Linked DNA regions of Mus musculus: all the other regions are linked to region 3. Evidence: chromatin loops called from intact Hi-C (ENCODE). Cell type or tissue: heart. All regions are shown on one strand. Links, peaks and the distances in the headings refer to the core of each region. The heading gives the core; the rest is flanking DNA. Region 1 holds the start of Papolg (poly(A) polymerase gamma). Region 2 has its middle 37 kb from the start of Gm39612. Region 3 holds the start of Rel (reticuloendotheliosis oncogene). Region 4 holds the start of Pex13 (peroxisomal biogenesis factor 13).

Region 1 (5,991 bases), core at 483-5,482, 120 kb after region 3:
CTGTTAGTAAAACAATGGTCTTCCTATAAGTAAGGGAACAAAACATCCATCAAATGGTCCTCAGAACATGATCTAGCCTTAAAAAGAAACCTCAACCAGTCCCTGGAGAAACTTACATTCACAAACATCTTTTCCTGGAACCTGAGTTTACATTTCTAACACTTTGTGACTGTACTTAGTATTCTTCATTTTAGATTGGAACTCATATCATTTTCACACTGAATAATTATCAAATTCTTTACATTAAACAGCAAATTTTGAAGGGCTCAAATGACCCTTAATTGCCCTTAACTAGTATAAAATTACAATCTTCAATAAAGCACCACAGAATTCTGACTACATCTATAACTAAAAGATATGGGGTACATTTTGTTGCAAAAGAAAAAATGAGTATATACTCTCAACCTAACCACCTTTCTTCATATTTGCATAAAGAACTATTCATAACAGTAAGAATATAATCTCAAAAGGCAGTCTTTTAATGAGTAAATTAGCTCTTTAAAAAAAAAATAACAGAGGAAGAAAGGAGGGAGGTTAAATGGGACAGACATAGGCCCATGCCTCTATTCCCTTCATTCAGAAGGCTGAAGTAGAAGAATCTACATTCAAAGCCTGAGCTACATAGCAATACCTTCTCACCAAAGAAAGGTATAACTGGACACTAGGACTTCTTTCTTTCTTCTTGAAACAGGGTCTTACTATATAACTCTGTCTTGGAACTTACCAGACTTGAACTCAGAGATCAGCCTGCCTCTGCCTCATGGGGTTTGGATTAAAGGTCTGTGTTATGCCTGGCTCTATAATTAATTCTAAGCACAGTAGGGCAACTGTGATAAATACTAATTAATTACAGTATACATATTTATATAAGTAATCAGTAAATGTGATGGACAAGCCAATTGCTTTAAACTAGTCACTGTACAAATTATGTGCAAGTTTATCAATTTAAAATGTAAACACCACAAAAATACAACTGTAGTTAATTCTTTTTGCATTTTAAATGCTTAAAAATTGCCTTGAGGTTGGAGATGTACCTCAGTGACAGACTGTTTCATGTGTAGTGCCCTGAGTTCCATCTCTGAACCAAAAACCGAACTAACAAAACAGCAGTGACTTGTAAGTCCACAAACTAAAACATGTTTTTCAGCTGGAGGTTTTACAGGATGGGGAGAAAGAAAGGACAATAGAGAAGATAAGATAGCTTAGCCAGGTTTGGTGGCACAAGTCAAGTGGTAGAGGCAGAAGCAAGCTCATGGCCATGTGAAACCTCATCTCAACAAACAGCCTATATACCTTTGAAATGACTTAATGAAATATAAGGGAGTATTTTAAAAAACCCAACTCTAATTTCTCTCCCATTTTTATCTTGCTGTAGAACAAACAAAACTTCAATTAATTATTTCAAGTTCTATCTATCTATCTGTCTGTCTGTCTGTCTGTCTATGAGAGATAAGGTTGTCTGAGCAAGATTAGTGTGTGATTAATACATGGCACAGACAGATTTTCATAAAATCAAACCAAACAGGAACTCTAAGAAGTAGGTCTCAAAAAGTGTTATGAATTTCACTTACAAGGAAAAAAAAAAAAAACCTTACAGAAATGTTACTGAAGGTACAAAGATAGGTAAATAGAATTCTCACTGACATTCTATAAAAAACTTTTAAATAGCTCAAAATAGTCACTAAAAGTACTACACTGGGCTATGTTTATAAACGGAATACATTAGTTAATAAAAAATAACTAATAATGAAAATATTAACATAGCAAAAGGTCAGAGAGATCATGTTCTAAAGAACCAGTCTACAGAGTAGTAACTGATAATAAATACCCTATAAACAGTTTAAAACAGGTACACAGTTTTTATGGATACAGGGATAGGTACTATCAACATTAAAAATGCAGTAACAAGAAACACCAAACTCAGTGCTCTGGGGCCTTGGAAGAGCGTCGTGAATGCAATCAGAGAAAGGATAGGCGAGTCTTCAGATGTATTGGAATGCTCGACTTCTTTTCAAGAAAGAAAGGTTAAAGAGCTAAGAACACACCCCATGTTAGTCTTAGGGAAAAATGGGTGGTGGCTACACAAATGGTGTTTTGTATTTCTGTGCATTTTTCTGTACGTTGAAATTATTTCCGGATAAAGTGAAAGGTAAGAAATTCTAATAAATTCTTGACAAGTACAGAAACTGCTTCCGACTTATCAAAGTGTGAGCAGGGGATAGATACAGCCCGGTAGATATTGTGGGTCGGTGGGAAGGAACGGGGTAGAGGGTTTAGCCTTTCTCATGGAGCAACCGCAAACCTAGGGGCTCCGCTAGGTCAGTCCCTCTCCGAAAGACCTGAAAGATAGCGGGTCCGGCCGGGAGGAGGGGAGGCAGGGGGATGGTATTTGCGCCAATGCAGACAGAATAGACGGGCTCAGACACGGCTGGGGCAGGAGAGTGACCGACCGTTTTTTCTCCTCAGCCACACGCGCCTTTCCCCCTCATCCTGGTCTGGGGGCGTCCTCAGAGGCGGGCGGCGGGGGGCTGACGGCGACTCCCGAATCCCCGCCGGGCGGCCAGGTGAGTCCCGGGTAGGGGAGATGCCCTTGCGGAGTGGAGGGCAGCGGAAAGCAGAGGTCCCGGCCGGCTGCGCAGGGTGCCAGGCGCAGGGGCTGGAAGCCGGGGCTGCCCACCTCAGCGCACCTCTCTCCACCTCGCCCTCAACCGCCGCCCCCACTTACGCAGACATCTCTTTCATCGCTTCCTGCGTCTCTCTCCAGCGAGTGTCTTTCGCTTTGGGGTCCTGTTCTTGCCCTCTCTTCCTTCCTCTGTCCAATTCCCTTCGCTCGCTTGTAGCTCGCTCACTTCCCCACTCTCTACAGCCGAGGCATTCAACCGAGTAGTGAAAACACCACAAAACCGGCTCTATTTATGACAATACAGCGCGGCCACCGCCAATATGGCGCTACTTCCCAGGCTGCCTCTCGCCTTCCGCGGCTCCGCCCTGCAGCCCTGGGCCCGCCCTCGGGCACACCCCCACCCAGCCTTGAGTTCCCGGGACCCGCCCACCTCAGCGGACTTGCAGCAAAAGCATCTGTCAGAGTGTCAGGTCTCCCTGGTCTGTGGGATTGTCAATTCAGGCAAACCTCTGGGAAGGTTATTTGTCAATTTCCCCTTGTTTCTGCAATAAAAGCATCTAGAAAAAAAACCACCGCTTTCCCTAACACCATTTTAACTCTTCCGTTATCCCACATCTTAAAGTCATAGACTTAATAAGTACACATTGAGAAGATTTTTGTCACCGAGGGTCACACCCAAGAAGGTGCGACTTTAACACAACCAATCCAGGGAAGAAAGCTTATAAATAAATCAGCTTAACTTGTATTCTTTTCCCTCGGAGTACCACCTCCAAGTCCCAATTTATGACTTTGTGGCATTTAGCTGAGATGTTGAACATAATTGCTACTAGTTAGCCGTAAGATAAACCCAAGGATTTCCACCGCTCTGCCCCCAAACCTCACATTTTCAAATAGTGAAAATCATGTTCTGTGTGATTATGACGGTGAAAATGAGGGAGAAAATGACCAATGTTTAAATGTTAAAGGATAAAAGTAATTTCAAACCCTGTCTTTTTCTCCCAAGAGTCAAGCACGGTTGTTTGGGGAATGAGACTCAGTCACGGGAAAGGAGGTTACTTTCTGAATTATTCATTTATTCACTCAAAGTATTTATTGAAAATCTGGTCTGTCAGTTTGTTTATGCTCCATGTTTGATGCATAAAAGCAGGTCTGTGGTTTGACCTGAGCAAGTTCAGAGTTTTCCCATCAAAAGGTGGAGAAAAACTTCAAATATGAGTGATATTCTGCTGCTGCAGAAGTATGTATTACACACTGTAGGAACTAGATTCGTATCCTCAAGAGTTTATTGCGAGTGGATGAGAAAATATATATATACACTATTTAAATACAGATGGGGTCCAGTTGTCATTGGGGGACCAAAAGAGGACCATCTAAACATGGAGGAAAGTCACTAATAGCTTCCTAAAAGAGAGGATTCTGTATATTAGCAGGATTTGGGAGTACAGATTTTGGTAGGTTATGAGAAGACAAAATGGAGCTCAGGAGGTCGCTAGACTGGGATTTGATTCGAAGCAGACCCACCTTTGTTATTTGCTAGCTTTGTGACTTCTAGAACTTTAAAATAAAGTTTACGTTAACCTTGAACTTTTTCTTTAAGAAAAAAATGTAAAGTACACTTACTTTAGCCTGCAGGGAGTCAGAGGATGACTTCTAGAGTCTGTTCTGTTCTCCCTTTTCACCATTTCAGTCGCTGGGATCAAAATTGATTCCTCAGACTTGGCAGCAAACAGCTTTATCCACTGAGCCTTATTCACAGTCCCAATTTTAAACGTTAAAAATACTTTGATATGCGTATCTAATAAGAACACTTTGCTACACAACCATAATATTACTGTGCTCAGGCACCGTTGCCCTAGTATCAGGAGGAGGAGTGACACCCCAGCCTTGCAATTCTTAAAAGCCTCTTAGCTTACTTTCGCTCAACTTCGTTCTTCATTGTGAATTTTGGAGGACGCTTTACAGCATCTTCTGCCTTCATCCAGTCTATTGTCTCCTCAAAGAGGAAAGATTGCCTTCTGTGGTTCAGTTTTATTCACTCAGCACTGAATTTTAGCATACGTCTCTGGTTTCTAATGTAAAGTTCTTGTTGCTGGTAGAGTTGTAGTCAATTTTCCAGATCCACCAGCTATATCTTCAGATTCAACCAACCTTGTATTTTAATTATTCAAGATAAAATTCTATCCACACTGAAGATGTACATATCTTTTTCTTGTGATTCTCAAAACTACTTTTTTTTTTTAAAGACACGTCTTACTCTGTAGCTCAGAACTCAGTATGTAAACCAGACTGACCTTGAACTCACAGAGATGTGTCTGTCTTTGCTTTCTAAGTTTTTTTTTGGCATTACTCTCTATTTACATAGCATTTTAAATTGCATTAAGCTTTATAATTAATCTATAGATAGTTTAAAGTATGTGAGATGATGTTTGTAGGTTATATGCAAATATGGTGCCATTTTATAGAGGGAACTTGAACACCTCTTAGTGTTAGTGTTGGAACCAGTAAGAGGCTCTCAGACTAGCTCCTTAATACCAAGGGATGGCTGTATTCACACAATTTGCCACTTTTTAAAACGTCAAGTTGGTCCAGAGGAAGGAGGACAGGAGTCTATTTACTTTCCTGAACCTAGGATATATGAAACTAGGAACATAATTTGAACAATTGAAGAGCCTATCATGTTTTGCCTTTTATAATTATTTTTACCTTCATTTATGTGTATCCATGTGTGTCTGTGTGAGGATATATGCACGTGCAGGAGCCCATGGAGGCCAGCAGAGAACATAGGACACCCTGAAGTTTCAGGGGGATGTGAACTGCCTGATGTAGAAGCTAGGAATTCCTCTCTGATCAGTCCATGCTTTAAAACACTGAGCCATCTCTCTCTAGCCCACATTAATTAAAAAAAATACATCTATAGAAAATAATGCAAATATGAAAAATTAAATGAAAAATTATTTATTATTTGTGGGTGTCCATGTGTTGTGGTAAGAAGATACCTTTTGTCTCCTGCCAACTTTGTATGGATTCCAGGAATAGAACTCAAGTCAAACACTTTTACCTGTTATGTCATCTTGGCAGCCCTCAAAAGTCTGTTGTTTAAAAGATTTCCAATGTCAAACCTCTGGGTTTTCCTGGTCTGTTATTATGTGGTAAGGCTCAAGGCATCTCTGAATAATATTTTTTAATTAAAAAAAAACTTGCTAGCATTTAGGCATAATGGTGCATGCCTATAATTCCAGCACTTAGGAGGAAGAGGCAGGAGGACCAGGAGTTCTATATCTTCCTTGTTTCCATTGTATTTAAGGCTAGATCAGAATACATGAAACTTTTTAAAGGAAAACAAAACAAAAACAAAAACAAAAACCAAC
Region 2 (5,991 bases), core at 587-5,586, 85 kb after region 3:
TTTGATGTTGGCTACTGGTTTGCTGTATGTTGCTTTTATTGTATTTAGATATGGGCCTTGAATTCCTGATCTTTCCAAAACTTTTATCATGAAAGCATCCCAGACTTCTTTACCCATTTTGTTCAGCACACTTTTGATCTTAGCATTGTTGGCTTTGCTATGTCCTGAGCACTGGTTACAAATCAGCTATTTTGCCAGGAACATCAGATTCCTATGAAAGATCTGGCTCCCATGTCCTGCTTTCCAGAGGAGCGTCTTTCCTTGCCTTCAGGACCATAAGAGTGCAGTTACCTCCTTTATAGAAAGACTCACAGAGTCTTTGTTTCTCTAAGTGTCTTTCAGCATGGCAACCACTGCTTCAGGGTGAGTGACCCAAGGGGAAGGGCAGGGCCAAGGCTGGAAGCTACAGTCTCTATAATCTAATATCAGAAGTGGCATGCTATTGCTTGTGCGACACTGTTAGAAGTGAGTCAGCAAGTTTGACTCTTCCAGGGGATTATACAGAGCATGAACACCAGGAGATCATTGCGCAAGTCTTGGAGACTGTCCACACATCTTCCTCTCTTCCCATACTGCAGCTCCTCTTCCGACCTGGTCCCTCAGCACATACGTGTGTTCCTAAAATGTCTACCTATGTGCCTTCCATCACTCAGCTTCAAGGCATGTTCAGAAATCTCCTAATTTAAAAATAAATCTTCCACCTTGATCTTAGACCTTTGATCTCTCTTCCTTCCTTCCTTCCTCCTCGTTTTTCTTGAGAATGTGACCTTTATTCCTTGTGCAGCTTCCTCCTCCATAGCGGGCTCTGCTACAGTCACCCTCGACCTCTTAAATGCCAGGTCATATGGCTGCAGTGCTTTCTTCAATTTGACCTCTGCAGCATTTCCTCCTTCTTTTTGCAGTACTGAGGATGGAGCTTAGAGCCTCACACATCATAGGCAGGTGCTGTATGTTCACCGCACCCCACCCTCTCCGCAGCATGTGGGTGCTGTTGCTGCTTTAGTCTCAACAGTTTTAACTTCATCTCTTCAGCCTCCCCAGTCACTGGAGGGGAGAGCTGGGTCTCTGGAAGCCCTAATGGGCTAGGCTTGGCCAGCTGCCCTCAAGAAGCCAATTAAACAACTGACAGAGAAGCATAGAAAAGAAATTTTTTTTCAACGTAGCCACATTGGGAAGAGGAGCAAATAACAAGGACCAGGAAATCCCCAAGGACCGTTTTCTGGGTCCCGATGCACAGATTTATGCTTAGCCTGAGACAGGCCATTCTGCTGAAGGGTGGCACTGCCCATGGCTGTCTGGGCTTCGGGCTGTCTCTCCTGCAAGGTGATAAGTTGTGGGAACTCAGTGAAATGTCTTTCTGGGAACCAAATTCCTCTTCTGGCATGTGGGCACCAGTCTTCAGCCATTTTCTTCCCTCAACGTATGGGATTCCTGGGGGGAAATTCCTGTTCTTTGGGGATCATTGCTTCAGAAGTTGATGGCCACAGGGATTCTACAGAGCACACTGTCCGAGTCTCTTTATTACTGCCAGGATGGTTGTGTTCTTTCCTTAGCTACCCCCAGTCTGAGACTGCCCAGGCTCTGCTGGCTGTCCCATGCTTCAGAGCATCTGCCCTCCCCTGCACCACCCCAGCAAGCCTATGTTTTGTAAATGCTACTGCAGCTCAGAATTTTAGTTTTCCAACTCTGATGTGAAGGAAATAACAGTCTTCTTGGCTGTAAGTCAACTTCAGTCTGACACTGAGCTGGCAGGAAATTAACCTCACTAATTGTTGAGTATCCTCCTGTATTAACTTCTTTTCTTGTTGCTGAGACTAAATATCTGACCACCACCACCAACAACAAAGCAAACAAAAAAAAACCCAAAGCAAAGCAAACCAAAACCCACTTAAAGCGGGCTTATTTTGACTTCTGGGCAGACAAGGTAGCGGGAGTTTGAGATGGTTAGTATAGTTGTAGGCAGTACAGCCAGGAAGCAGAGTGGTGCTCAGCCAGCTCTCTCTTCACTCAGTCCCTGGGCTTAATGCTACCCATATCCAGGGTAGGTCTCCCTTCTTCAGTTAAACTTTTTGGAAGCCATGTTCACAGGTACACTCAGGGGTGTGCTTCCATGGTGATGCTAAATCCAGTCAAGCTGACCACAAAGATTAGCCATTATATCTCCTGTGGCCAGAAGTGTGCCAAGGCTCTCTCTGGGATCTCTGCTTAGGCAAATCCATTGAGCTTTGGTTCTCACTGAGGGCTGCAGAGATGTTCCCTGGTCCGGTTGAGTCCAGGTTCACAGGTCAATAGCCTTGATGATTAGAGCAAAGGCATTTTCTGCTTGACCCTGGGTCAGCCCTCCTAACTGTGTCTACTGCTGTGCTCTTTAAGGCTGCAGTGACACAATAGCACCCGGATCCTAGCCCTTGGACACTTGGCTGATATTTTCTCTCTCAGCTCCAGGGGCAAGTCTCTCCATCCTCTCACAGTACCCCCCACCTCGCCCTGCCCCCCAGGAATCCGTAGCCCCTGCTTTGACCTTGTGTTAGACAGAATAGGCCTAGCCACCTGCTCAGAATGCTGAGGAGGGAGAAAGTACAGCAAATTAGCTAGCATATGCTAACGTGGGGGCTAGCAATCTGGTGATCAAGACTTTAACTTTTTCTTTTTTTGCCCCTCAGTTTGCAGGAGGCAAAGATTCACATCCAACTATTGAGAAGAGACTTGATCAGAGACATGATTTTGGGTCAGCTTCAAGTGGGCTTGCTCCACAGTCCACTGAGGGCATGACCAGAAAGATCTAAAGAGAAAGGCCAGGGGCAGGTCTGTGCATGCTCTGATGTCATCCCCCAAATGGCCAATTAGGTAAACCCACTTTGGCTGTGGGTTGCAGTAAGGGTTCAACCAGCCAAGAATTTCTTCTGCAGAAGCCTGTTCCTGGAGCTGGGAATCCCCACAGTGATCTGGAAGGATGGTGACTGGTGCTGAAATCTAGCCGCTCTGCAGCAGCATTTCTCCTGACCTGTCACGGATGACCACATGGGGGTGCCAGACAGCGCTGATTCAACACTACTAATCTGAAGTCAGGAGCCTTGCTTCCCAGCCTCCTCTGCTGTTCTCACAGTTGCTCAGTGATGGCAGTGTTTGCCTAAGAAAGGTGTGCATCATCTTCCACTCTTCCCATCATGTATTTTGATGGCAGAGCCCATCCTCCCTCCCACCCCCTCAAAATCTCTCAAAACTTGTTTTGCCAGCTTGGTTTCCTCTAACATCTCTTAGGTGGATCATAACAGCAACCTCATCTCTGGGCCTCTCCTTCCCTCCAGCATCCATGGAAAGTGGAGCTCTGATTACTTTTCCAGCCAAACACATCCAGTACTTTCAACTGGTCCTTCCAATGCTATCTAGTTTCCAGAACATTCATCCTAAACATATATGGAATAAGTAGGCTGGTTGACCACTGAATCCCTCTGGCCCCAACAGCATAGCCTTCTCAAACCTATGATACCCTCTCTTCCTTCTTCCCTTTCCCCACCCCCTCACCATGGTACAACTGTTTGGTTGCTGAATTTATAGGGAGTTTAATGGTGCTTTCCCTCTGGGTGTTCAGCTGGAGGCAGGCCGTGAGTGGGCCTTGCTGGGGGAGCCACTACTTTGTGCAACCTCAGGGCCTCCTGCAAATCAGACTTGCTCGCTTTCATTTCCTGTGCCCTGGGAGATTAGATACTGCCTAATCAAGGTCAATTTTTTTTCTTTTCTTAATATTTGAAACTACTAAATATCAGTTACCATCCAAGTGGGTGGTGTTCAGAAATCCCCACTTTTCTGATGTTTGACTTGTTGGTGAGTTTCAAGAAACCAACCTATTTGGAAAGAACCTGAACTTAGTTCTTTGAACTGCTATAAAGCTCTAGCAGGAAGTGAGTTGGAAATAGGGTTAGACAGTCTTGCCCCGTGCCCAGGAGAGGTGGGAGGAGGGGAATACAGGTGCAGCTGGTATGGGTGTGGCTTTAAGCTGTGGCACCCTCCCCACGTGTGGCTGCTTACAGATCTAGTTGGATCAGAAGTGGGGATGTCAACATACAGATGTTTACATTGCAGAATGTTAAACTCTGTTGAAGCATCGGCTCAGCCGGACGTTCTGGGTGCTGTGCTGGCTGGTACAGGTAGTTTGCTAAGTTCTCTAACCCGTTGTAATATATAGATAGTGAACTTTGTAATAATTCATGAGTTCTACTTTCTTTTTTTCCTACAAATCCAGCAGCTGTTTTCTGAAAGGCTGGGTGACAAGGTGTTCAGGCGTACCCTTCAGGCTGAGTGCCAGCCTCTGCCTGAGTTCAGCTGTGCCTACTTGGCAAAAGATCATCACAGCTGGACCTGTTGATCGTTGTTCCCACATAGAAGACTGAGTGTGGGGGTTGGGGTCATGGGATCCTTACCAACCAATTGATTGCAATTCCTCCCCAATTACATGTGGCCTCAGGGAGGTGCTGGGCATGGCAGAAGAGTCATGCACACTTCCTGCACGGATTCCAGGATGGCTGTCTTAAGTCACCTACTCTCCTGCTTGTAATGCCTTAGTCCATTCGTAAGCGGATTAAATGATCAGCTCTTCCAGAGTGAATCTTGGCAGAGCTCTACCCTAGTTTGTCATTGGGACCTTGTGAGGTGGAGAGGAAGTAGATGTTGGCTAGTTCCCCACCTCCAACTTGCCAGGGAAAATTCTCACAACACAAGGCAAGAGCATCTCATGGGAGGTGGCACTCTACTGCCTAGGCTGGCTATGTTGGGATGGAGGTGGCTGGGATGTTGGCCTTTTTTCTTGATCCTCGGGCTGGATTTCTTGGAGAGGAGCTGTCCACTGTCAATCAAGTGCCATGTTATTTCATATGTCTCTGGTCGTGATTCGTTGGATTCTGCTAAGTGCCAGGAACTGTTGGATTTCTTCTTTTGATTCATTGAGCTACTTTTTAAAAGTAGAGCCTTTTATTATAACCACTACTTTTAGAAGACAGAAACAAGAGAGATGAATTAGATTGTACAGTACTTCATAGTGCCTACCAAGTATAATGACGCTAGAGAGTCACTACACTGCTCTCATTTCAGGAAAGGCATTGGTGTTCCCACTGCACACTTTAGTAAACTACAGCCATCTTAAATGCACTGGTGTCCTGGCATTGCGGACATATGATGCTGCTACAGCTGGGTCTTGGGATTTGAACTCAGTCCCTCACATTCGTGCAGCAAGTGCTTTATCCACTGAGCCATCTTACCAGCTTCAGAGCCTAGTTCATTACAGAAAACATAAGCAAGCATATCTATCCTATTAGCATGCATATTTGCATTCATCGTTAATAAATGGTAAAATTACATGTATATCAAGAGTTGTTTAAAATACATTTATGATTATCAGTACATGTTTTATTCATATACTTATTTTATTGGCTTATATAAATATGACACAGGGTCTTGCTATATAGTCTGGACTGGTTTTGAACTCATGATCTTCCTGTCTCTGTTTTCTGAGTGTGAGTACACATGTAACCTTCTAAATGACATATGTATGCTAGTGTACACTGTGCAGTTTTAGATATGTTCTGATTTCTTATTACCACAGATGAAGCGTTCATTCACATGCTGTCCTCCCTCATTTTTGTGGGAGGGGTCAGTTCAGTATTTTATTTACATTAAGATTGTCAAAATGGCTAAGCTAGTAAAACCTGAAGACATAAGTTCTATCCCTGGCACCCACACAAGCACATATACAGCTATTTACTATATTTTTAAAAGTCCTAGCATGCTGGTGGTGGCGCACACCAGGCTGATTTACAGAGTGAGTTCCAGGACAGCCAAGACTGTACAGAGAAACTGTCTCAAAAAAACAAAACAAAAGCCAATATGCTACAAAAAAAAATCATTAGTTGGGACATTTTAATATTGGGCAGAGTGCATCAGTGCTCAGAGTGGGTCAAAGTTGAACTGAAGAACAGTGGTGTGTTAAAATTTGCT
Region 3 (5,000 bases), core at 1-5,000:
CCCTCCACTTTGTTCTTTTTAGGAAATAGTGAAAATTTTTAGATATGGACACAAGACAGCTAACTTAAATAGAATACAATTGTTTGAATAATGACTGCTTAAATATGCAGATCTTTGATCAGGAACATTTTTTTCCATGTTGCCTGCTATAATTAATCTTATCAAAAAGCTAGAACAAAGCACAGTATTGTTTAAAAGGCAATGAAAAACAGCTTAATGGCTAGCTAGGAAGTCTTAACTTGCTAATTTACCTGAACAATAATTAGTATCATCATATAAAATCCTGTCTTTTCACAACATTTATATAATTCTGCCCAGGAGATTATTATCTACGACACTTTACATTTATAAGCACCACCTATTCAATTACACATACCTATTTACATATGACATCGGAGAGGAATGAACAAATGATCTCAATGCTTGGTAATCAATATGAATACTTTCCTAGGTTTCAGTACTATATTGCAAAAAAAAGGATCTAAATTACATAATCATAAGTTAAACAGTTTTGTTGCTTTTAAATTAGTATTTCAAAGGGAATGGGAATTTTAAATTTATTTCATAATTTTTCTCTATTTGGTCTTTATAACTGATATAAGGTACCCAGACTCCTTTAAACTATATTTTTGCCTAGAAACTTCAAATAGCAGAATTACAATTTAAATGACATGGTGTATTTTAAGTAGTCTCATTTAGTGCAACCCTTGATAAAAGATCAAAAAGCAAGAAGATAATGATACTACAACTTGCAGATTTGTTTTCTATGTTTGTTGGGATTTTTTTTTTTTCTCTGACAGTACTGAGAACTGAACCCAGGGCTTCACAGAAGCTGGGCAAGCCCAACCCAACTTCTAAATCCTTAAAACTTGCCATTTCTTTTAAAAAGTTCCCCACTTTAACTTTTGGAATCATTTCTATAACAGCACAAAATATATGTCCTTAGGCAAATTGCAATTGTATTACATTTTAAAATCATATCTGTCTTACAGTTCTTTAATAAATGACTTTTCTGTTGAAAAAAATTCAAGTATTGCATTCATACACTATATAATAAGATTCTATTAGGTAGACAAGGACAGAACTGTTTTAACAAAGCTTGCCACTCTTTACAAATGTCATACAAAAATCTCTTTCTGATTACCAATGAATTAAATACTTAAAGCCTTTTTGTGCTTCTAATCAGAACATGAGTTAAATTTACAAATTTACTAGAGCATCTGAAAGCCTGGCTTCATTTAAATGGGTAAAGAGAAAGTTGAAATATTTTAAACTACACTTGTTTTCTCATGAAAACCACAGACAAACTGAAATCAAGTGTCATGTGAAACACCCCAGTTTCCTTTACAGCAGGAGTTATGATATTGTTCTGCTCAACTCTTAAAGAGTTCACTAAGCTTTCTACTTCCTCTTCTCTGCCAGACGTCGGCTGCCTTCTACTGAGGGTCACTGGGAAGATAAGGGTCAGCGTCCTGCTACAGACAGAAGGTGTCATTTTTAGCTCCCACCACCATCTCAGCTGCTTCAAGTGCTTGCTTTACATATAGTACGACTGTCATACTAAACTCCCCTGTCCTGTAAACTGTTTCTTATAAATGTCCCCCTCAAAGCAGATGATCCAAAACTTACTAGTGGCAGATAAAACACTGACATTAAACGATGACATTTTCAACCCTACCAGTTACTTTAAAGTATAATCAAATCTCGTCCTCTTGCTGCTAACAAAACGCGCGTGCAGGTTTGGGGTTGGGGGTTGAAGGGATCGAGGTCTCTACACGGTAAATTAGACAAGCAACATCTTTAGCTCGTGGGGGCGGGGGTAGTGTTTTCGCTTGGAACGAATTAAAACGCCACTGAGGACTTTCACAGCCACGCCACATTCTGTACCAGTGTCAGCCGCTAGCACGATTGGACTTAAAAAAAGAAAGCTCGTCTGAGGTCCGGAGGTTCCTCTTTTTTGTTCAAAAATGTAAAACTGGGTCTCCATACCACTGAGTCTTTAAACGCGAGGCTTCTCTGCTCTCCTTTACTGAGATTACCCCCTGTGATCCTAAAAGCACACCGTTGGGAATTTCGAAGGTTCTGGCTATTAGGAGAAGATCAGATTACAGTGCGCCGCTTTGATTTCACACGCAAACCCCGGAGCGGGCAACTTTTCAAACGGCTGACAATTTGCCAGATGAGAAGACTTGAAAGGCAGACCGTCCTAACCCCAAACGGAGCCCCCGACAGCTCCTCCCCGTGACCCGCGAGTGCTCGCCCCGGTACTCACTCGAGGCCATGGCTCGGCTCCGCGCGCCGCTCGCTGCAGCTTCCAGCGTCCGGCCCGAGGCTGCAAGGCAGCCAGTCAGTCAGTCAGTGAGTCAGTCAGCCAGGCAGTCGGTCAGGCAGGCAGTCAGCCAGCTAGCCCGTCAGTCAGCCAACCAGTGAGGAGGCTGAGCAGCCTCCGCAGCCGGGACGCCTGTCCTCGGACCACCCCCGGGCCTCCTCTTCTTTCCCGGCTCCTCTGGGTTTGCGGCTCACACCTTCCCACCCCCGAATCTTCGCGCTCCGGTCACTAGTGTCCTGGCGTCGCCTTGCCAGGATGCCGCGGCAGGGGCAGGGGGCGGGGCGGACCGCCCGGCGGAACGTGGGGGGAGGGGGGGGGATTTCCCGCTGCTTACGTCACTCGCGCCACCGCCTACCCGGGGCGGGGGGCGGAGCCTCGCGGCGGGCGCGCGACCCCGCGCGGGCCAGTGCGCTTACTTCCTCCAGAGCCACCACAGCCTGCACGCTCGCGCCGGGAGCTCCGTGAGGGCGCGCAGCGACGACTCCGCGCGTGAGAAGCCGTCGGTCCCTGAGAAATCCCCCTCCTCCAGAGTCCTTGAGAGCGCCGCTTAAAGCCGAGGGGCGTGTTCGTGACGTCATGCTGGCCGAGCGGCCGGAGGCGGGCCGGGCGGTGCACCGGGCGCGCTCCTTGGCCGCCCGAGGCCCGCCCGGGGTTTTCGACCGGTGGTTCCCCCTCTTCCCGATTTCGCACATGCAAATCTCCGCCCCCGCGCCAGAGAGTTGTCCGGGTGCTCTGGAGGGGAAGTGCGGAAGCGCCAGCGCCCGCGTTCGGCAGTAAGGCGCAGATTTGCATACGGGGACCCCCGCAGCCTTATTTTCCCTCTATATCTACATTACGTCTTTTACCTACCAAAGTTTTTCAGCTGCACTGCGAGGCCGCTAACCCCATTCTGTATAAATGTACACGACGTCCAGAGATTGGCCGAGATACCCACGGCCTGAGGCCTGGACCGAACTTTGGTGCTTTGACAGGTCAGGCGGAATCTTGTTTGCCTTCAGTTGCTAATACGCACCTGTTCTCTTAGTCTATGATGTATTAGCATGTCATTGTATACACGAGTATTAGGGTTGATTGGGGTTTGGAGAAGCTGAGTAGCTTGTCCATACTTTAGAGTTCTAGAAAGGAATTGCACGATTTAAGCTTAAGATTATCCAGCCCCGTTTAGCGCACTGCACTCCCAGCACGCGGGAGGCTGAGGTAGGTGGACTGTCTCAACAACAGAAATAACTCAGGGTTATCTGGCTCCACCTCTTACGTTCTCCAGTCATTTACTGACTAAAACAAGTAATGGAGGGGAAATAGAGAATATCATCTTGCATGGCCAACAAGATAGCTTAGAGAATAATTGCGCTTGCTACCAAGCCTGACAAATTGAGTTTGATCCATGGAAGGACAGAATCAACTTCCAAAAGTTGTCCTCTTACCTCTACATGCGCTTCAAAGAACGCCAAAGTGTGTGTGTGTGTGTGGGGGGGGGGGGGTTGGATAATTAAAATATATACTATCCTGTCATAAAAAATTCATCCTGTTATACAACTCCCCCAAAGTGAAGGAAATAATTAAAATCTGCTAGTTCCAAATTGTCTTCTCAAAGAGTATAAATAGCAGTTGTGTTTTTAGTTAAACACAATCATAAACAAGTCACAAAGATATAAAATAAAATAAAACAATTAGCAGGGTGAACTATGTTCAGCGCTCCAGAGGTCAAGACCACAGAATCATAACTTTGAAGATAGGATGAGCCACAAAACACTGAACACACCAATACACACACACACATGAATGCAGGCATACTTCAGCTTTTAACTCAACCATATCTGAATGACATAGTTTCTACTTACTGTCTTTATTCAAAGAAAAAGTAAATAGGAGGTTGAAATTCTCATGGATATTTTTAGACCTTGTGCTAGGGGAAGGTGTCACTGTACACCTGATAAGGCTGCTTGTCATTGGGGTTTACAGAGACTAACACGTGGTAATTTTAGTACTGGGTGGCATGTCTGTAATCCCAGCATTTGGGAGGTGGAGGTAGGACCAGCAGGGGTTCTAGGTCATCCTCCACTATATAATGAGTTTATAAAGCCAGCCTGAGCTATGAGGGAGTCTGTCTCAAAACACAAGCATGCATAAGTCTTGATGTCACTGCATTTCTATAAAGAAAATAAGGTAGTGGGGGTAGTAGAAACCAACTGGGCTCTCTAGAAGGACATTCTGTAGAGGCCATGTTTGAGCTGAGTCAGTGGTTGCTACTGGAAACTTTAGTCATGCAGTTGATGCAGTACATTTGAAGACTTACCCTGGCTGGTATGGTACACTGTTAGTATATGCTACCTAGGGGTGAGGGTGGGGCACTGTTGCCATGATGGAAATTTTAGAAAGGTGATTTAGACAAGTGTTTGTACAGAAGACATGGTGACAGGCATGTTTGATGGCAGGGCCAGCTGCTAGAAGTGAAACAGTTGAGGATTCTTTTCTGAATGAACTCTAAATGAGTATGGCAAAATGGAGGTCATTAAATTGGGTGGCATAGCTCTTTCCAGTAATCCCAGGACTAGGCAGGCTCATGCCAGACATTCTGAAGTTCAAGAATAGCCTAGGCTATTTTGGGAGACCCTGTCTATGAAATAGATAAAGAATGGAGGACATTTGTGACTTGAGAAGTGTGCCTTTA
Region 4 (5,991 bases), core at 512-5,511, 110 kb before region 3:
GGAGAACAGATTGAGAGGAAATAGACCAGCTTTGGGCTAAACAAAAAAATATGCTTCAAATAAGCCCAATCCTTGACTGGATTAAAGTACCCTATATTGCCGTTGCTCTGACAGTGAGAAGTCAGTCTCCAGAGGAAGACAGCTCACAGGTTTCGAATCATCTTAATCACCTACATAAGGTTCAGCTCTCTACAACGAAACTGGGCCTCCATGATGACAACACTATATGTTTCTTTAAAAGAACATTAACAATACAGAGCTCCATAGCTACAGAGAAATCCAGAAAATGAAACAGATTTTAAATGTAAAGACAAGGATTTCTCAGCAAGTCATAGAAGACATAAAATCAGACTGAAAGGAAATTCCAAAGAAAACAAAAACCTTTCAATCTATGAACTCAATGGCTGGTTTAATTAGATACAGGTTATATTAAAAAAAACAAATCAAGGCTTAGGGCTAAGGAGTTGGCTGAGAAGGCGAAGTCCTTGTTGTGTAAGGACTGAGTTTGGATCCTCAGCACTTTCATGGAGACATGTTTCTATACTCCAGAGATGAGGAAACAGGAGGTTCCCAGGGTCTCGCCTGCAAACAGTCCAGTCTAGGCTAGTCCCAGGTTCAGTGAGACCCTACCTCAAAATTTAAGGTGTAAGGTAGACAGTGACAGGGGAGGACGCCTGAGGTTGACCTTTGGCCTCTAGACACAGATCTGTGAGCGTACTAACCGCCCCCCTCTCCCGGCCCTGCACCTTAGCCAGGTAGTATTGTCATTCATGCCTGTAACCTGGGAGGCTGAGAAAAGAGGATCTTGAGTACGAAGTCAACCTGGGCAATCTAGCTAGACTGTGTCAAAGATACAAAAGAAAAAGAAAAAGGAAAAGGAAAAGAAAAAAAACAAAGAAAAGGAAAAAGAAAAAAAAAGGACAAAAATTAAAAAGAGGGGAGTATAAAGAGACAACAAACAAGCAATATTTTAAGACAAAAAAAAAAAAAGCTGAAAAATTTCTGAAATTCATGAAAGATACCAAAGTCAGACCTAAGTATTCCTACAACTCCTACTCAGAATAAAAATGCATATAGAAGCCTAAAGTAGTTCAATGCTGAAAAACAACCAACCAACCAACCTACGTCAAACAATCAGAAAAATAGTGAAAGCAGCTGGCAGTGGTTCAGGGTGGGGACATTTTTAGGCAAGAATAAGAAATGACTGAAATTATCAAAAAGCTACCAAAAGCAAAAAGCCAGGAACAAAATTAGGTCTCTTGATGTTAAGACAGATGATCTCTAGATTCCTTGCTAACAACAGTAGGCATTTTTACAGTTCAAAGCACATTAGATAATGCTTCTTGTACCAGATACAATGTTTAGAGGTTCTTAGCCTGTGGTCATAACCCTCTTGGCAACCTTTTATCTCCAAAAATATTTACATTATGATTCCTAACAGTAGCAAAATTATATTTATGAAGTAGCAACAAAAATAATTTTATGATTGAGGTCACCATAACATGAAAAACTGTATTAAAGGGTTGTAGCATTAGGAAGATTGAGAACCACTGGTTTGAAGATGAGTGTTCAAACAATATTTAAAGGTATAATTATGTTAAAAACTTTGGTGAGTTAAGAAAAATTCAGAAGGCGATTGCCTGTAAGTCCCAACACTGCGGAAGTTTAGGTAGAAAGACCACTGGGAGCTCAAGGCTACCCTGTCTCTCTGGCAAGACATCTGTCTAGGAAGAAAGAAAGAAAGACACACAGAAAGAAAGGAATAAAAGACAGAAAAAAAAAGAGAAATGAATAAGTGATTTCTTAAATACTTTGAGTACTGCATACTGTAGGTACTGAAATGGATGGAAAAATACAGATTATACGTGTATAGTTATATCACAGAGGACCTAGGTATTATATAAAATCTTTTTTTTCTTTTTTTTGGTTTATTTATTTTATTTTCAATATATAGCTATCTTCAGACACACCAGAAGAAGGCATTGGATCTCATGCCTTCTTGGATCACAACTCATGGTTGTGAGCCACCATGCTGTTGCTGGGAATTGAACTCCAGACCTCTGGAAGAGCAGTCAGTGCTCTTAACTGCTGAGTCATCTTTCCAGCCAGCCCCAATAAAATCTTAAAGAGAAAAATCATCTACCTAAAGAAATAAAATGTTAACTTTTCAATAAAAAAATTTTCAGTGCAAAATTTTCTCATTAAAAAACTGATATAAAGACAAAAGTATAATTTAAAAAAGGAATCCAATATCACATAGGAACATAAATCTTAAAATAATACAGAATCCAGGACAGTATATTAAAAAAAGGAAGCTAAGTAGGTTCATTTAAAAATGCAAGATAAGTTCAACATTAATGGAATAACCCATAATTGCATACCATTAGTAAAACAAATATAAACAGGTACAGAAAACAATCATAAAATTTAAGGCACATACAACAAAACAACAACAAACCCAGAAGGCTAAGTAATGTTCAGAGAAGTTTAACGGGATAGCAAAGAACACACTTAGAAACATTCTAATGAAAGTATCACCAATAAGTGTTGCTTTAACACGAAAAATACAGCTTATCACTCTAATTGTATCTATTAGTTACTGTGCCCAAGTGTTTTAGTACTTTTAAAAGAGCACCAGATTTTCCAATAAGAGAAAAGTACTCCAACGTACAGAGATTTTTACGCGCCAGGAAAACGTACAAACTTGCTCTGAAATCATGTCGCCTGGATTAAGGTATCTATTTATCCAAAGAAAACACAGGTTCCTGAAACTCTAATTCTGTTTTAAATTTTTAAAAGTTGCAGACCCATTTGTTACTGATTTAAATCAAAGCAAATAAAAACTTTATAGGCCTTAGACGACAGTCACACACACAATTTTGTACACAAAGGCTACCCACAGACCTCGAATTCCTGTCTTAGAATTCTTTCAACCCTCAACCTAAACGTTAAGTTATGCTAGAAAAGAAAGCCAAGGGTAAGAGCTTGGATTCCATGTTGCGTAAACGTGACCTTTGGGTCGTTCAACCAACTTCTGGAGAGGCTGTAAAGCTTTTCCATGACTTTTGCTCTCTATCCTTGTCCTGGCTGGGCCAACGTCGCGCTCGGCAGCAGACCCAAGCTCGTCGCTTTGAAGCGGGTCAGGCTGTCCCGCCCCCCCATGTCCCGCAAAAGCGAAAAGGCAGGGAAGCGCCGCTTTTCTTTCTAGCTCCTGCATCCGTGGGGCCGGCGGGGCGCCCGGGGGAAGAACGGGCGGTCGTACAGCCAGCAGACTCCAGACCCGCTCTGCACTCGCCCCGGGCCGGCAGCGGGAAGCGACGCCTCCCCCCAATAACGGCTTCAACCGCCTCCTGCCAAGTCCCCGCTCTGGCCTCCAAAGTCGCGGCCCAAACACCTCACACTCACTGGTAAGTGGGGCCGGGGCCGGAGCCCGGCCCGGGGCCGGCCCCGGGAATTCTGCGAGACTCCCAGGGTTTGGGGGGCGGCGGCGGCTGGGAGGCCATCTCTCCGCCAGCTCCGCTCCGGCTCAGGGAAGCGACTGCGACGGCTGGGTGAAGGAGCGCCTCGCTTGCCAGGCACGACAGGCAGAACACCGAGCCCTCCGCCCCGCCCACGCCTGACGTCAGGCCAAGGCGTGTGGTCAGGCGAAGCTGGAGGAAGGAGGAAGGGAACAGCTAATTTGCTGGGGTGTGGGAGGGGGTCGGGAGTCGGGAGAGCGGGACGTCCCTCTTTCTTTTCCCTAGTCTGGGTTTCAAATTTGAGTAGGGGCTCATCGACGTTTCTGGCAGCAGCTACTACGACCTAGGTGCCGAGTCCGTCGGAGGCTCCTTTGCCGGCCGACCCTTTAAGGCTAGCAGTAAAGCCCCTCGCAGTCTTTCGTTCGTAGAGCTAGGGGGAGTGCAGGCTGCCAGGCGGACAGCCTTACAGGTCACCGTGTAAGACGAGGGGGTTCCTGCATTCCTCTCGTGAGGGGCCTGGTACTTTCGTTGTAAAGCTCTGGTTTTCTTGGGGAACACAACGGCTGAGCGCAGTAGGTGCGCTGTCTTTACTCTTCCCCGTTCCCACCCAGGGCCGAAAAGGGTTAAGACTCGGCTGCGGCATCTTGGGAGAAGGTAAGGCCTAGGAAGTACGAGGTGAGGGGTTAGGGACTGGGTGTCGAAGAGGCGTAGCTGCAGTCCCTTTTGTTTGTTAGTCAGGTGGAGTGAGTGGTAAGTTTCTAGAACCTCAGCACATAGAGTTAAGGGCTTGTTTGGCCAGAACAGAGCTTTCCCCTTACCTTTCCCCTACTCCCATGCCAGAGGACGAACTATGCCTGTGCAGGAGGAAATGCATTAAAAAAGATCTTATGGTGTGAAACTCAAGACTGTTTCAGCTACCCCCCTCTCCCCCGCTGGCTTTGATTCTCTATTTAGCCTAGGTTAGCTTTGAACTCATGGAGATCTTCTTGTTTCTTGTGTACTGAAATTATAAGCGTGAGCGCTTACACCTGGCAAGAAGATGCATTTTTACATAATTATTTCCAACTCCTCATAGACTCTTTACTTAACATTAAATTAATAGGTTAAGTGAACTGATAGACGGGATTATGAAACTGAAATAAATACTTGGCCACATGGAGTTTCTTGATTTTTTTTTCTTTAATAGAGTATATTCCCATATTGTAAGTACTTCCTTGAAAGGTTTACACAGGCAACCCTGAGTGGTCCCAAGTCCCGGAATCGGAAAGTTTTTAATGTCATGTCCAGAGCAAGCTTGTCTTTCTTTGTTCCTCTCCCCTGTAATCCACATACTCACTTAGTCAAGTTCATATTTTAGAATATAGATATGACAAGCAGTATTTGAAGGGTACAAAATAGAATTTTTCAAATGAAAGCTTTTCTTTTTAAGGACATAAATACAGCACGTAGCTGTAGAATACTGAAAGTGCTCATTTTAGTTTCTTCTAGTATGCTTCCACTGACTGAGGAGAACAAGCACGTGGCACAGCTGTTGTTCAGTTCTGGCACCTGTCCAAGATGCATCTTAAGATTCTGTGGTGTGGATCTTCCCGCACCTTACAAACACCCATCCAAGGTATATTCTTTTTAAATTAAAGAATGTTTTTTTATAGTTTGGAATGAATGTCACTAGCTTTGAGTCCTGTGAGTAACATATAATTCCACTAAAAAAGGAAGATTATCAGCTATTGGATGGGTCACACGGCCCCCAATGGAGGAGCTAGAGAAAGTACCCAAGGAGCTAAAGGGAACTGCAACCCTATATGTGGAACAACAATATGAACTAACCAGTACCCCGGAGCTCTTGTCTCTAGCTGCCTATGTATCAAAAGATGGCCTAGTCAGCCATCACTGGAAAGAGAGGCCCTTTGGACTTGCAAACTTTATATGCCCCAGTACAGGGGAACGCCAGGGCCAAAAAGGGGAAGTGGGTGGGTAGGGGATTGGGGGGGTGGGTATGGGGGAACTTTTGGGATAGCATGGGAAATGTAAACGAGGAAAATACCTAATTAAAAAAATATCAAAAAAAAGAAGGAAGATTAATAAAATTATTCCTACAAAGGTAATTTTGAAACTGCAATTACCTTAAAAACTTGATGTAGGAATATAACTATTTTCAGGTAACTATCATTTAACAGTTAGTGCAGAGAGAGGTCTATGGTGGGATTTTTTTTTTTTTTTTGCTACATTTAATATTTGTGAAGACATTTTATAAAGGGCATCTAAACACAATACCACTAGATATTGCTTCTTACATACATTAATGCAAAGCAACAGGACAATTCATAGTCCTGATTTCTTCTTTTAAACAGAAAATGAGTTCAGTTATGTTTTTTTAAATTAAGTTTCTCTCTATTATTTTTATGAATATATATATGAGTATGATGTGAGTGTTCATATAATTTATGCATATGTTGTGAGTGCTTGTGTGTGTGTATGTTTGTAATAAGTTCTCTCCTTCCTCCATAGACTCTGGGAAATCAAACAGGTTGTT

The links. Peaks named below come from ENCODE experiments on the same cell type or tissue, not always from the same donor. Only the 100,000 strongest peaks of a DNase experiment are listed, where the experiment ranks them.
Region 1: a loop joins it to region 3, with 7 times the contacts of the local background. A loop is called at or near these places in 6 of 42 quality-filtered maps.
Region 2: a loop joins it to region 3, with 2.0 times the contacts of the local background. A loop is called at or near these places in 7 of 42 quality-filtered maps.
Region 4: a loop joins it to region 3, with 5 times the contacts of the local background. A loop is called at or near these places in 8 of 42 quality-filtered maps.

Annotation. Positions count from the first base shown.
Region 1 is chr11:23,892,297-23,898,287 of GRCm38, forward strand. It overlaps Papolg (poly(A) polymerase gamma), which reads right to left and starts at 2,974. Exons shown (of 22, transcript NM_172555.2): 1 at 2,726-2,974. The coding sequence starts at 2,742. It overlaps Gm12061 (a long non-coding RNA gene), which reads left to right and starts at 1,956. Exons shown (of 4, transcript XR_872317.3): 1 at 1,956-2,149; 2 at 2,467-2,564. In heart, for the core only: no CTCF peak of the experiment used is centred there; a DNase peak (open chromatin) is centred at 2,995; H3K4me3 peaks cover 1,817 bases; H3K27ac peaks cover 946 bases; H3K27me3 peaks cover 375 bases.
Region 2 is chr11:23,852,564-23,858,554 of GRCm38, forward strand. No RefSeq gene overlaps it. Among named protein-coding and RNA genes, the nearest start is that of Gm39612, 37 kb to the left of the region's middle. In heart, for the core only: a CTCF peak has its summit at 3,017 (motif pointing right); a DNase peak (open chromatin) is centred at 3,008.
Region 3 is chr11:23,768,408-23,773,407 of GRCm38, forward strand. Rel (reticuloendotheliosis oncogene) reads right to left here and starts at 2,562. Exons shown (of 10, transcript NM_009044.3): 1 at 2,273-2,562. The coding sequence starts at 2,282. In heart, for the core only: a CTCF peak has its summit at 3,076; DNase peaks (open chromatin) are centred at 2,464, 2,854 and 2,954; H3K4me3 peaks cover 3,004 bases; H3K27ac peaks cover 2,493 bases.
Region 4 is chr11:23,662,342-23,668,332 of GRCm38, forward strand. It overlaps Pex13 (peroxisomal biogenesis factor 13), which reads right to left and starts at 3,542. Exons shown (of 4, transcript NM_023651.5): 1 at 3,406-3,542. The coding sequence starts at 3,503. Pus10 (pseudouridylate synthase 10) reads left to right here and starts at 3,651. Exons shown (of 18, transcript NM_028304.3): 1 at 3,651-4,112; 2 at 4,937-5,073. The coding sequence starts at 4,948. In heart, for the core only: no CTCF peak of the experiment used is centred there; a DNase peak (open chromatin) is centred at 3,610; H3K4me3 peaks cover 2,847 bases; H3K27ac peaks cover 1,887 bases.